Regions from separate parts of the Homo sapiens genome. Here regions 2 and 3 are each linked to region 1. Evidence: chromatin contacts called from ENCODE Hi-C or POLR2A ChIA-PET data. All regions are on one chromosome and are shown on one strand. The core of a region is the stretch at or near the end of the contact, and the rest is flanking DNA. Distances in the headings are between cores, read along the strand shown. Region 1 holds the start of AEN (apoptosis enhancing nuclease). Region 2 holds the start of AKAP13 (A-kinase anchoring protein 13). Region 3 has its middle 50 kb from the start of MIR7706.

What was found. A loop is a pair of places that touch in the nucleus more often than their neighbours do. ChIA-PET counts read pairs that join two places held with the same protein, here RNA polymerase II (POLR2A). Pooled maps may share reads with other maps.
Region 2: a map of naive thymus-derived CD4-positive, alpha-beta T cell shows a loop between it and region 1 (13-fold over the local background). The contact joins the promoter of AKAP13 here to the promoter of AEN in region 1. A Hi-C loop is called at or near these places in 1 of 168 maps with a recorded cell type or tissue (naive thymus-derived CD4-positive, alpha-beta T cell) and 6 of 50 pooled maps. POLR2A ChIA-PET finds 5 or more read pairs at or near these places in 1 of 52 experiments (activated CD4-positive, alpha-beta T cell).
Region 3: a loop to region 1 is called in a pooled map, with 4 times the contacts of the local background. The contact joins the enhancer-like site here to the promoter of AEN in region 1. A Hi-C loop is called at or near these places in 5 of 37 single-sample maps with no recorded cell type and 5 of 50 pooled maps.

The regions. Positions count from the first base shown.
Region 1 is chr15:88,618,216-88,623,032 of GRCh38, forward strand. It overlaps AEN (apoptosis enhancing nuclease), which reads left to right and starts at 3,125. Exons shown (of 4, transcript NM_022767.4): 1 at 3,125-3,167. RefSeq lists enhancers at 2,333-3,006, 3,007-3,680, 3,010-3,169, 4,656-4,817 and a silencer at 3,190-3,379.
Region 2 is chr15:85,378,224-85,382,744 of GRCh38, forward strand. It overlaps AKAP13 (A-kinase anchoring protein 13), which reads left to right and starts at 2,380. Exons shown (of 37, transcript NM_007200.5): 1 at 2,380-2,575. MIR7706 (microRNA 7706) reads left to right here and starts at 2,373; the gene lies at 2,373-2,439. RefSeq lists silencers at 2,231-2,310, 2,691-3,260, 2,917-3,084.
Region 3 is chr15:85,328,617-85,333,087 of GRCh38, forward strand. No RefSeq gene overlaps it. Among named protein-coding and RNA genes, the nearest start is that of MIR7706, 50 kb to the right of the region's middle. RefSeq lists enhancers at 971-1,160, 1,221-1,550, 1,752-1,921, 2,604-2,683, 2,774-3,083. Within about 2 kb of position 1,360, at least 27 of the 41 ENCODE cell types and tissues checked have a DNase peak (open chromatin) inside an H3K27ac peak, as active enhancers do.

The sequences.
Region 1 (4,817 bases), core at 1,875-4,374:
TTTTTTTATTTGACATAATATGCAACATTCTTTTTTTCTTCTTCAGCTTCTGCTACGGAGTTTTATCCAAGCATAATATATTTTCATGCTTGGTAATATTTTATGAAGCACCCTATTGTACATTTCTGTCACACAATTATGCAGATAAATTTGAACTTGTTAACTCTAAAAAATTTTCTGTGACCATGAGGTTCTAAGGGTTAATTTTTTTTCCTTCTAGATTGAAATGTTGTTGTAATTATTAGTAGTACATATGATTAAAATACATGCATAGCATTTCATTATATGAGAGAATCTTTAAACATACAAGTTAATTAATCTTCATTAAAATGTCATGGAAAATATATCTTTGAAGGAGATGGATTGAGCCAGTTATTTTTCCATAAATTTGTGAGTCCAGAGATGAGTATCACTTTTTGTAAGAATGAGACAGAGGTGAGTCTGTTGTTTTGATTTTATAGTTGTAAGCCTGATAAACATTGTTTACATTAAAACCATAGAGAAATGGGAAGGGTTTTAGTCTGGCAATTCTCCCACTTCTTTTAAATTCCTGATAATTATCTATACTCATGTATTTATTTATTTATTCATTTATTTGTTTACTGGAGACAGGGTCTGTCTGGCTCTGTCACCCAGGCTGGAGTGCAGTGGCTCAATCATAGCTCACTGTAACCTCTAACTCCTGGACTCAAGGGATCCTCCCACTTCAGCCTCCCCAGTAGTTGGGACTGTAGGCACACACCTCCACATTTATTTATTTTTGTGAAGACAGGATCTTGCTATGTTGCCCATGCTGGTCTCAAACTCCTGGCCTCAAGCAGTCCTCCAGCCTTGGTCTCAAGAAAATGTTTTTAATGACCTAACAACATGATTAGATCCTCCTTGGATCTTGGTGAAAGCAAAGAATGAGAAACCACCTGACTTGTAGAAGGATTTCTTGCCCCGTCCTCAACAATAATTAATACATTATTTAGAATTGCCCTATTGTTTCTCCTGGAGACTTTTATTTCCCAAGGTAATGCAGCAGAGCAAGATTTAGAACAGGTGCAGTGTGAATTGCCTTTGAAAAGTGGGAGACAGCTGGTTACACATGAGGAGAGGGAAGCTGAACCCCAAAGACCCCAGGCATATTCTGAGGCCCAGCACCATGGAAGCAGAGGATCTGGATATTGACTCTCTTAAAACTCTCCTTGGTTGGGTGTGGTGGCTCACGCCTGTAATCCCAGCACTTTGAGAGGCCAAGGTGGGTGGATCACGAGGTCGGGAGTTCGAGACCAGCCTGACCAACATGGTGAAACCCCATCTCTACTAAAAATACAAAAATTAGCTGGGCATGGTGGCACGTGCCTGTAATCCCAGCTGTTCCTGAGGCTGAGGCAGGAAAATTACTTGAACCCGGGAGGCACATGTTGCAGTGAGCCGAGATTGTGCCACTGCATTCCAGCCTGGGTGACAGAGTGAGACTCCATCTCAAAAACAAAAACAAACAAAACAAAAAAAACTCTCCTTGCCCCAGATTTACCTCCCACAGTCCCCATGCCTGAAGACCGCTGTCCTATAACCCCTTCCCCTCTGCTCTCTGATCAACGCTGCCTCCTAAGTAGCATTTGAATCTGTCATTTCAAATGCTACTTAGGTGGGGAGCTCTTTATCCTCCACACCACTCTGGACATCATGATCTTCCAAATTTCCACAAACACTCCCCCACTCCTTTCTCCAGTCCTCATCCATTCCTCTCTATGCTGCAGCCAGAACAAGTTTTTTCAAATGCAGATTCACTGGTAAACTATCTATGGCTTAAATCCCTCTGCCTCCCCAAAGCCTTCAGGGGCCTGGGTAAAAGGATTGATCTCTCTTGTGACCTCATCCCTTGTCCTGCTTCCCTCAAATTTGTACTCCCATCAGAAAGAGCTCCTAGCTTATTTCTCATCACAGGTACGTTTCCAAATCACTTCTGCTTGCAAAATGTGAACTAAGAGAAGTCAGACTGCTTAGGTAAGGATCTTTGGATTCTAGGTGTTTCTCCTTAATTTAAGTGTCAATTTCCTTAACTGTAAAACTGAAATAATAGTAAGGTCATTGTACAAATTAACTGAGTATTTTGCCTGGCACATCATTCGTGCTCACATAATACGTGTGAACTGTTTATTATTGTTCTTGTTATTACTCATGTTACACTGAATTTTCTTTCTTTCTTTCTTTCTTTTTTTTTGAGACGGAGTTTTGCTCTTGGTGCCCAGGCTGGATGGAGTGCAATGGCGCGATCTCGGCTCACTGCAACCTCCGCCTTCTGGGCTCAAGCGATTCTCCTGCCTCAGCCTCCCGAGTAGCTGGGATTACAGGCTCCCGTCAACGCCCGGCTAATTTTTGTATTTTTGGAGAGATGGGGTTTCATGTTGGTCAGGCTGGTCTCAAACTCCTGACTTCAGGTGATCACCTGCCTCGGCCTCCCAAAGTGCTGGGATTACAGTCGTGAGCCACCGCGCCCCGGCCTCATGTTGCACTGAATTTTCTGTTAACCTTGCTGTTTCCCTGCTGTTAGATAAACAACTCAGGATGCTTATGTGTTTATTGTGTGCATCCCACTGCCAAGCCCACGTAGGAACTTAATACTTAGGAGTCAAGTGTTGCAAAAGAATAAATGAAAAAGCAGCGCTGACGGAGGAAACCTGACTTTCAAAGTCTCTCTTTAGTGCCTACTGTGTATATTATTTCCTTGAATCCCAGAACACCCGAGGAGGTAAGGGCCGATGTTCCCAATCTGCAGATGTGGGTGTACTCAGTAAGTCATTCGGCCTTTGGTGGTACCAGGCTTACAGGAGCCCACATCCCGACCCAGGTAGAGGAGTGGATTGGAGCCGGGGAACACTGATGGGACCGGGCAGGGACGACAGGAGGTCAGTCTCCCTTCCCTTCTCTTTAAAATTTCCCGCCAGTATGGCCGGCTCGCAGCACGAGTTACGCCCTCTTCAGGAGTCCCTCCCCTTCTGCTCTCGCCCGCCTCCCCGCTGCCAGGCAGGCTCGACCAATCAGAAGAGGTCTTGGGCGGGCGCTGCCGTCCAGCGAGCCAATAGGCGGGCAGTCGGAGCCGGGCTTGCCCGGGCATGTGGGAGCTGCCGGCTTTCCGGACGCCACGTGCAGACCGGAAGAGACACGCGGGGCTTCAGGTGAGATCCAGGACCCTGCACCGGGGCGGCGGGGTCGGGCGGGCTGAGGCCGCGTGTCCCGGGTCGCAGGTCCCCGCGCGTTGTTTCCGCCCCGGCCTGCGGCGGGGACGCCTGAACTGGGCTGACCCTGCCCTACCGGCCCGCAGAAAAGCAGGCCGGGCGCCGCCTGTCTCCAGCCCTCGCTCTGCTCGGGGGTCCAGGGCCAGAGGGGGCGGCGCTGGTCGTTGGGACTCGGCCCAGCTGCCGCGGCCAGCAAGTGACCAACGCCCGAGTCCTTCCCGGTGAGATCAGGCCTCCCACGCGTCACGCCTGGGAGAACGCCAGCCGGCGGGGAGGTCGTGCCAGGATAGCAGACTTTAGTTGTTGTCGTTGTTCCGTGGACTTTTTAGCAGCACAGGGGACCTTATCGAGCCAGGTTTTTTCAGGTTTGGGCGATTATCAGAATTGTGGCTTGAGGGTAGGGGTCGTCCGCGCTCTTTTTAAAAATCTAGATTCTCAGGCCCCTTTCCCCAAAATAGCAATTAGGACGGTGTGGGAGTGGGCCTGAAAATCAGCCTTTCATCAGATGTCATATGGTAATTAACTACATTTGGGAAGCCCTTATCTAATTCACAGCCCTCGGTTGATGGTGAAGAGACGTGACTTGCCCCAGATCATCTAGCTACTTAGTGCCAGAGGAGGGTCTAGAACTGCCCTCTGCCCTCTTGATCAGCCAGCAGGTTGGTGGCTCTCATGCCACCGAGGATTCTGACTTCTTGGTTCCTTTGGGGCCTTTGCTCCATTGACTCTGCAGCTGGGACCCTTTCTTTAGGCCAGACCCCCTCCCTGCCTGAAGGCCGGGTGTCTGACCCCCAGAGCGCTGGGTCCAGGCTAGAGAAAGGCTTGTGTTTGTCCTTGTTGAAAGGGTTGTTTTATCTGAGCGGAACTTCTCTCCAGCTTCACTGAGCTACATTTGGGTCCCCAAAGAGGTGTGTCCTTGATGACTGTTGGTTTTGACGTGTCAGCATGTAGCAGGAGGAGCCGCGGACAAAACCCCACAGAGGTAGTGAAGGAATTGGCTTTTAATCAGCTGGAAGCATCGGCAGACTAGCATCTCAAAATCCGAGCTTGTTGAGTGCACAGTTTCTGTCCCTTTTAAGGACTCACAACACTAAAGATTTTACAAGAAAGGGCCATGATTGATTGAGCAATCTAGGGGGTATGTGACAGGGACTGCATGCACCGGTAGTCAGAGTGAAACAGAACAGAACAGAACAAGAGATTTCACAGTGTCCTTCTATACAATGTCTGAAATCTATGGATAACATCGGTTGCTAGGTCATGGGTTTAATTTTAACTATCAGGCTAAGGTCAGGCAGGCCCAGGCCTGGTTTTGGGTCTGGTTTTGGGTCTGGTGCGTGGCGCCGGGCTGCCTGCCTTTGGTTTTGCTTCCTTGTTTCTTCTTAAAACAGGTACTGAGTATAAAATAATACAGAACAATATGAGGGGGAGGTCTCTTTCTCTCTTCTCTTAAGCAAGGTCAGGGTGTTTGGAAAAGGACTACTTTCCTCTCTTGAAATAGGAGGCTACAGAGACCTTTTCTCAGATAACTTAATTTCTGGCTTCTTTAAAACCTTGCCAGTAGGATCAGGAAAGCCACCCACCCTACTC
Region 2 (4,521 bases), core at 1,130-3,629, 3.2 Mb before region 1:
TGAGGCGGGGAGCAGGGAACGGTGTTGTCAGTGTCCGTAGAAAGATGACATGGTAACATTTACTGCTGCCTCTGAAACAAACAAGCTAGGTTCTAAGGGGGAAGTTCACTGGGTTATCAAATGTTAGGGTCCAAGTGATTTTCTTGGTTAGCACTCTTGCTTCACAGAAGACTCAGGTTCTTTGAGAAGTGACCGGCTCATGATAGGCTGCTTCTCTCTCTGTGCCAGCCTTTTTTTTTTTTTTTTTGAGATAGGGTCTGGCTCTGTCACCCAGGCTGGGGTACAGTGGCATGATTTGGCTCACTGCAACCTCTGCCTCCTGGGCTCAAGCAATCCTTCCACCTGAGCCTCCCAAGTAGCTAAGATTTGGGCTACCATGCTTGGCTAATTTTTGTATTTGTTAGTACAGATGGCGTTTCAATTGATGCCCAGGCTGGTCTCGAACTCCTGGGCTCGAGCAATCTGCCCTCCTCAGCCTCCCAAAGTGCTGGGATTACAGGTGTGAGCCACCGCGCCAGGCCTTGTGCCAGTTTTTAAAAATCAACAAGGACAGATTAGAGAACAGTGGAAGAGGGTGAGCAGCATGATGAAGTGATACAGAAATAATTTCACATGAAGAACTGGGCATGTTTGGCCTTTCTTTTCTTTTCTTTTTTTTTTTTTAAAGCCATTCGGTGAGGGTTACTTAAGAAAATAGGGCCGGGTGCGGTGGCTCATGCCTGTAATCCCGGCAATTTGGGAGGCCGAGGTGGGTGGAGCACCTGAGGTCAGGAGTTTGAGACCAGCCTGGCCAACATGGTGAAACACTGTCTCTACTAAAAATAAAAAAATTAGCCGGGTGTGGTGGTGGGTACCTGTAATCCCAGCTACTTGGGAGGCTGAGGCAGGAGAATCGCTTGAACCCTGGAGGTGGAGGTTACAGTGAGCTGAGATTGCACCATTGCACTCCAGCCTGGGCAACAAGAGTGAAACTCTGCCTCAAAAAAAAAAAAAAAAAAAAAAAGAAAAAAGAAAAAAAGAGAAAATATATGTGAGCACCAGAGCTCAACATTAGGAGCATTTCTGAGATTTGGAGCTATTCAACAATGGAAGTTCCTGGCACACACATCAGGTATTCACAATACCCTTTCTCAGGTGTTTGGTCACTGCTAGTGAGCCGCCTGGATCAGTGTTTCCCAAATGGCAGTCATTTGCATCTTTGCTTTTCTTTTGGGGGCGGGGGGGTAATATCCTGTACCAGATTTTTGAAAACTGACATTAAAAATACATGTTTAAAATGTGCAAAGTGCACTAAAGTGCACTGGATGTATTTTTTATTCATGTATATACTTTTGTTATCTATCACCCAGGTCAAAATACAGAACCAGCACCCCAGAGGGTTCCCTCCTCCTCCTTCCCAGCCAATAATCTTCTCCTCCTACCTAACCGCTGTTCTTACTTCAATCACTATCAACTAGTTTTACACGTTCTTCAACTGCATATAAATTGTCTCAGTTTTTTACTTAACACTTTTCTTGAAGTGCTTTCGTTTTTTGCCACTTTTTATTTGACCTAAGAAATAACATTAATGAAACAGTGGTTTGACGTGATAGGCATTTCCCTCCTAATGCGCACTAAAAACACTTAACTATTTGAAAAAAGAAGTTTCTTCGTGTACCAACTAATATATTCTCCGCCCTGTCTCCAGAAACCGCCCTTCCTCTGTGGGCCGGTGGTTACCGGCACCATTGGTACACGGACCACATTTTGTTTCCCAAAGCAACCAGATGATTTTTGAGGTCCTTTGCAGCTCGAACACGGAATGACTTTGTGGTGATCGAGTAGCCAGAAGTTCACGGAATGCACTGTCACAATTGTGATTCCGCCATAGCGCCGTGCATCCATCCAACACTTGTTTAATACCTATATTTAATACCTAATACCTTAGACGGTCCTAGGCTGTGGACACAGAAGACTAAACCCCACTTCCTGAGTTGAAGTGGGGGAAATAGAGGAGTAAATCATTTCACGATGTGTGGTTAAGTGCTGCAGCTCAGGTAACCACCAGTACACAGAGGAAGGGCGGTTTCTGGAGACAGGGCGGAGAGGAGACCGTGGGTGGGCATTTCCCAGAGCAGCCTCTGCCAGCCACCCTACTTTGATCACTTTGCCGCCGAGCAGCAGCGGCGGTCAACCTCAGCCTCCCTTAGCAACCTGAGTGCCCCGTCCAGGAGCCTTACTATTGGTCTCATGCAGCGAGATGGGCAGTTCTGCCGTGCAATCCCAGCTCGCAGTTCTTGCTCCGCGTGTACTCACGGGAGGACTCGCAGGCGTTACCGCCTTCCCGCGTGCCCCGCCCACCCTCCCGAGCGTCTTTCGGCGCATGCGCGGACTGGAGCTGTGTGCAGGGCCAGCGCGGAGCCCGAGCAGCCGCGGTGAAGCGCCTGTGCTCTGCCGAGACTGCCGTGCCCATTGCTCGCCTCGGTCGCCGCCGCTTTAGCCGCCTCCGGGGGAGCGGCCGCCTATTGTCTTTCTCCGCGGCGAAGGTGAAGAGTTGTCCCAGCTCGGCCCGCGGGGGAGCCCCGGGAGCCGCACGGTGAGAGCGCAACTTAGTTGGCGGAGTTGGGGGAAGTTTTGTGATTTGTGGGTCGGGGCGCGGAGCGCGGCCAGTCCCCTGCGGTTGCTCGGTGGGGCGGGCCCCGGAGGAGGGGCGGGGGCTGCGGGGGTTTCGGGGGCGGGCTGGACAGACGGGTCGCCGGGCGGCGCCGGGACCTCAGGTCTGCGGACCCCTCCTCCCTGCGCATCGCCCTTCTCCCGCATTGTCTGCTTGGGGCTCGGCGCGCCTCCCACTCCGCAGCCCAACTTAGAGGCCGTCGCCGCTTTCCGGGTGGGGGGCGCGCCCGGCCGCCGATGCTACCTCAGGCGCTCCGCCCCCAGCGAGGCCCCGAATCCTTGCCCCGGGTCCCCGGGTCGGCGCCGCCGGGGCGGGCTCACTCCTCCCCTGGGGCGGGCGGCCGCGGTGTGGAGTCCCCGCCGTGGAGTCCGCGCCGTGAACAAGTGCTGCGGGCGCGAGGGAGCGGCTCCCCGGGGTCGACGCGGACGGTAAACACGTCGGGCCGCGCCTGCCTGTCGGTGCCTCTCCGCGGCTTCTCGGGGGTGCGGCCCAGCTGACCCGCGCGGGTCGCAGGCGAGCGGCCCAGGAGACCCGTGCGGTCCCCACGCGCTCTGGGACCCGTGCAGCCAGCCGGCTCAGCTTGCAGCTATACTTTGATACCAAACAAAACTTTTTTTTTTTTTTTTGGTAAATACGGTTTACTGCTTTTTTTTTTTTTTTTTTTTTGCAAAGCCACGAAGTATGTGAAGTTGAAAAAAGGAAAAACCCTAAAACTTTTTAAAAAAAAATCAAGAAAGGGGGTAGATAGGTTTGTTTTGTTTTGGAAATAGTTCTTATAGCAGAGTGATACCGTCCCATTTAATTTTCTAGATCCCGGAATTCACAATGAAAATTGGATTGAGCGGTATTTTGGTGTTCATTCTTTGCTAATGACACTCCTTAATGAAGTTATTTGGAGAGTTTATTGCTTCAGTACAGTAAAAACCAGTGTGCCTTTTTTTTTGTTAGTAGTCCCCCCCACAACAAGTGTTTTATTTTTAGAAGAAGCATTTTCTTCAGTTTTTCTGAACTGTTGGATTGCGCAGATGAGGACAAACGGTGCAGTTCTTGAAAGGTCATTATTGGCAAGTTTGTGAAGAAGCTAAGATCAGTTGAGATAAATCATTGTTACTATTCTTGTATTCTGTCGTGGACTCTTGGGGATTTGCAGGCTGCATTAAGTACAAGTTTTGTCAAGTTTGGGTGCACATATTACACTTAATTTGGTTTGTGTGGCTTATTATATGAACATGATTCTGTTTCAGTTCCCCAGATGGAACTAGCTTAAATGTCTGTCATTCATAGTGGAGCAAAATGGCCAGAGTGTCATTTATTGTTAACTTCAGTTGTATTCCTTTACCATCTGCTAAATGAAAAAGAAAAATTTGAGAAATACTGTGTGTGTCAGTTTGCTCAGAGTGATTTCTCGTGCTAAGTGAGTCCTGTGGAGAAGCGTTCCTGGGCTTTTCTGGTTTGGTGGGCCTTGTGTTATAAAACCAATTTTCTTCACCTGATGAAGCTAAAGACAAATTTTCTTCAGGTACAGCCATTGCACTTTTAAATTACAGAGCCGCTTTTAGGATTCACAGTACTCGCTCCATGGCTTCCCTTCCTGGTTGTGTGGTTTTGTGTGTGTGATTGTGGGGAAGGAGGTTGACAGAGGTTGGAAGGGATTGTCAGGGAGGGACATAATGTAAGCAAGTACTACTTACAACATGACGTGACGAGTGCACTAGTTGCTTTCCTTCTCTGGGCGGTGATGGCATGTTATACTGTAGGTACTATTGTTTTAGGATTTCTCACACTTCTTTTGCCTTGACTAAATGGTAACTGCACACATACTATACTATAAATGGACTCCTCCTCTAGTCCTTTAACTCCTTGAGGGC
Region 3 (4,471 bases), core at 110-2,609, 3.3 Mb before region 1:
AGGTCATAGTAAGTGGCATAGCTGAGATTCCAGCTCAGATCTTCAGACCCCGAGGCCAACGTGCTTTCCATTAGACCACAGTTACCGCCTTATTAAGAGCAAACCAAATGTTGGGGTGCAAGGAAAGATAGCAATTCAGTTTTTAAAAAGACAAATCCACAGCAAGCATAATGGCACCTCCACCCTACACCCAAACCCATGGTAGACGATGTTCTTTCCTGCTGCATATGAACAATCTCAGATCTTTTTCTCTAGAAGCCGGAAAGAATTAGAAGAAGCACAGAATATAAACCCACATGACTTAGCTTCACTTATCTGGAAATTTCACTTGGTGGTGTCTCACTGAGAAACAGTTCACTAAGGGCCAGGTGTGGTGGCTCATGCCCGTAATCCTAACCCTTTGGGAGGCTGAGGCGGATGGATCACCTGAGGTCAGGAGTTCCAGACCAGCCTGGACAACATGGTGAAACCCCGTCTCTACTAAAAATACAAAAATTAGGTGGGCACGGTGGCAGGTGTCTATAATCCCAGCTACTCAGGAGGCTGAGGGAGGAGAATTGCTTGAACCCAGGAGGCAGAGTTTGCAGTGAGCCGAGATCGCGCCACTGGACTCCAGCCTGGTAGAGGGAGACTCTGTCTCAAAATACGTATATATATATATATTTTTTTCTAGCATGAGAATGATGAAACTCTTCTTAAAACATTTTATTTTCTTTTTCCAAATAGTTGTTTCTAACTATAAAAGTAAAACATGTTTATTACAGAAACGTTTGGAAATTACCACAAGTATGAAGAAAAAACTTTCTTTCCCTATGGGGAAGGTAGACATTCTGTAGAACTGACAGATTCTACCTTATCTATCCTACACCAGTAATTCTCAACCAGGGGGCAATTTTGCCCCTCAAGTTGACATCTGGCAATGTCTGGAGGTATTTTGGGTTGTCATAGCTTGGGAGTGCTGCTGGCATCTTGTGGGTAGAGTCCAGGGATGCTGCCAAACAGCCTGCAGTGCACAGGACACTCGGCCTCCTGGTCAGCAAACTGTTAGGCAGCCCAAGATGTCAGCGGCACCACGGTTGAGAAACTGTTTTAGATTACAGCACACGTAAAGGAAGGATTTCTGGTTCCTTGCAGATGTTTGCTGCCTCTCTATCACATTAGTAAAATTAAGTTGAGGGAACTGAAACTGCTGGCTTTGGGTCTGTTTCTGGGTGCGCACACACGAGCTGCAGAAGTCTCACTGGTTTCAGTTATCTCTGGCTGCAGAACTTTTTTGTTTTCTTCCAGCCCAGACGACCTGAAGAAGCATAGATGCTACCCATAGATGAACGTGGCCTTTGGCTCTGCTCACACAGTTTCTCTTTAATCAAAGAAAGACCACAGTAAAGGATATTTACAAGGAAAGGGAAAGTGAAAGGGCGCGGAGAGAAGAGCAGAATCACCAAGGAAAACTCCTCCTACCATGGTCTCTGCAGCCAGCCTCCTTCTCACTGATGTCGGTGTTCTCACGATCCTTTTGCTCCTATTATTTAGTGACCTCGCCACTCTAAGTGTGGTGTCCAGTGCAGCAGAATTAGCACCACCTGGCATCTCCTTAGAAGTGCACAATCTCAGCCCTCCCCAGACCCTCGACTCAAAACTCTGCATTTTAACAAGATGCCCACGTGATTCATCGTATGCACGTTAACATTTGAGAAGCACTGCTCTGAGGTTTCCAAAAGGCAAAATAAAACTGCAGAGTGAACAGCTGCAAAACAGATGCAAAGTTAATCACGTGGGATCACATACGACTCCTCCAGGGGATTTATGACTCTCTGTGGATGGTAGCTGGTAATACAGAAAACAGAAATTTGAAGGAATATGTGGAAAAAAGTAAATGCTGTGCTGCAGCCCTTTGAGTGCCCTAAAGGGATTCACCTTGAGTTAGAGGAAATGCCGTGCCTAACCCCTGAAATAGTTTCATGTACCCTATGAGAGCTCAAGTGTTTGGTGCTTTTGTTTGGGGGGTTTGTTTGTTTTCATTAGGGAACAGAGAATTTATACTGGTGTTCCATGAAAGAAGAGAGATCTATTTGATTAGTATTTCCAACATAGCATTCCACAATACCAAAATTTGTAAGAGGAGTTGATATACGTTTTTAAATAACCTAGAAAATAAGTTAAGGCGAATGGGTCCGGTTCAACTTCAGGTCTGCTTTCAACCTACTCAAATTGGATTGATGTTGTTCATTCAACAAATATCAAGTCTCAGGATCTGTGCAAAGAAGAACTTCAAGGAAAGCAGCCACTAACAGCTGCAAACCCCTGCCATCGCTGCAGACAGCCCATGACAATCGAGGTGGGGAACAGATCTGCTGGGGAGGAGGGTAGGGCCGAGGGCGCAGCTACAGGAAGGAGCAAGGGGGAGTTCTGCACGCCCTTGTGGGTTAGGAAGCTGAGCTCACTGCAGAAATCAGCCTGGTCCTGAACCCTGGACCTGAGCTGCGTGGGGTACAGGTTCAGTCTGACTCATGCACTGGCCTGCGGAACAGACCACAACTCTGCCTGGTGAAGGTTTTCAAAGAACCATGTCAGCAAGTCCTGCTGCCTCCTCAGGCTCCGGAGCTGTGGCCCAGTTTAAGGTGAACAAGTCCCACAAGTCCCACAGGTCTGACTCCCATGACCATGTCCGGAAGCAGCCGCTAGAGGCTGCACTTGGTCCCTTCAAGGAAGAAACGAAAGGGCCTGAGCAAATTTGCAGCTGGCTTTGTTCTGCCTGGAACACTCTGTTCTTTCCTCACATCCTCCCGCCCCGCTGAGGGCTCTCTACACAGGCCTGCAGGAGATCACATGCCAGCCTGGAAGTTAGAGCACCCCGGGGCCTCTAAGTTACCAAGGGAGAGCTGGATGTGCCAAGTGGCCTCCTAAGGGACACTGCCTGGGGGCAGAAGGTTTTGGTTCTCTGATGAGAGGCAACTGTCCTCTGACTTCACTAGGATTCTGAAGCCCAGAGAACCGATTCAGAGAGAGGGCAATCGAGCGAGATGGAGACAGAATGGACCCAAATACTGTCCAAATGTTCAGTGTTCAGTGAGCCGGCTTCTGTCACAGTGAGGTACCTGAGGCGGGGACTGCTCCCCGGGAGGGTGAGTGGGAGTTGACTCTGCAGGGGGAGCTGAGTGGGGAGAAATCAATCAAGCAGAAAAGTGAAGCAGAAGTTTCTAGAGGCTTGCCCCACCTACCAGAGGAGTGTTCAGAGGTGCTTGAACTCTTAAGGTCACTGGACATTTTTAACTGGGGTGAGGACTCGGACAGATTCACAACAAGGCAAGCAGCAGAAAGTGGCTCCTGAAGTGCTTCTTGAGAAATGTGAGCCAACACATGACAATCACACACAACACCTGAGAGATGCTGGCATTGCTATAGGGAAGGGGTATGACCCACCCTTTGGGAGCACCCATTCCCCCTACCCCGCCCCGCTCTGTGTTTAGTGCTTTCTACGTTCCATTGTTAGTGATGTTCAGTGACCTCACAGCCCGGTGGGGCAAATATAAATATCCCCATTTCTCTAATGTGGAAAGTAGGACTGGAAGAGGTTAAGTAACTTGCCAGGGTCAGCTGGTAACAATGACAGAGCTATGATGCTTGTTTGTTTGATTTGGCTTGTAATCAGGTAATATAGTCATATGATTCAAAAATCAAAACCGTAGAAAGGGGGCCAGGCGCGGGGGCTCATGCCTGTAATCCCAGCACTTTGGCAGGCCAAGGTGGGCAGATCACCTGAGGTCAGGAGTTTGAGACCAGCGTGACCGACATGGTGAAACCCCATCTCCATTAAAAATACAAAAATCAGCCCGGCGTGGTGGCATGTGCCTATAATCCCAGCTACTGGGGAGGCTGAGGTAGGAGAATCTTTTGAGCCCAGGAGGTAGAGGTTGCAGTGAACCAAGATCATGCCACTGCATTCCAGCCTGGGTGACAGAGCATGACTCTGGCTCAAAAAAAAAAAAAAATCAAAACTGTAGAAAGGTATACAATACAAAGTCTCCTGTCTGCTGACCCCCGGATTGTCAGTTTCCCCCATCTGTCTCCTTGCCACAAACACAGGTAACCACCATTTGTTCCTTGTATACTTTTAGGATTTCTTTTTTGTTTGTTTGTTTGAGACAGAGTCTCTCTCTGTCGCCCAGGCTGGAGAGTAGTGGCACTATCTCAGCTCACTGCAAGCTCCACCTCCTGGGTTCACGCCATTCTTCTGCCTCAGCCTCCCAAGTAGCTGGGACTACAGGCACGTGCCACCACGCCTGGCTAATTTTTTGTACTTTTAGTAGAGACGGGGTTTCACCGTGTTAGCCAGGATGGTCTCGATCTCCCGACGTCGTGATCCGCCCGCCTCGGCCTCCCAAAGTGCTGGGATTACAGGCATGAGCCACCGCGCCCGGCCACTTTTAGCATTTCTTTATGCATATTCCAGTTAATAGAGTACAAAGTC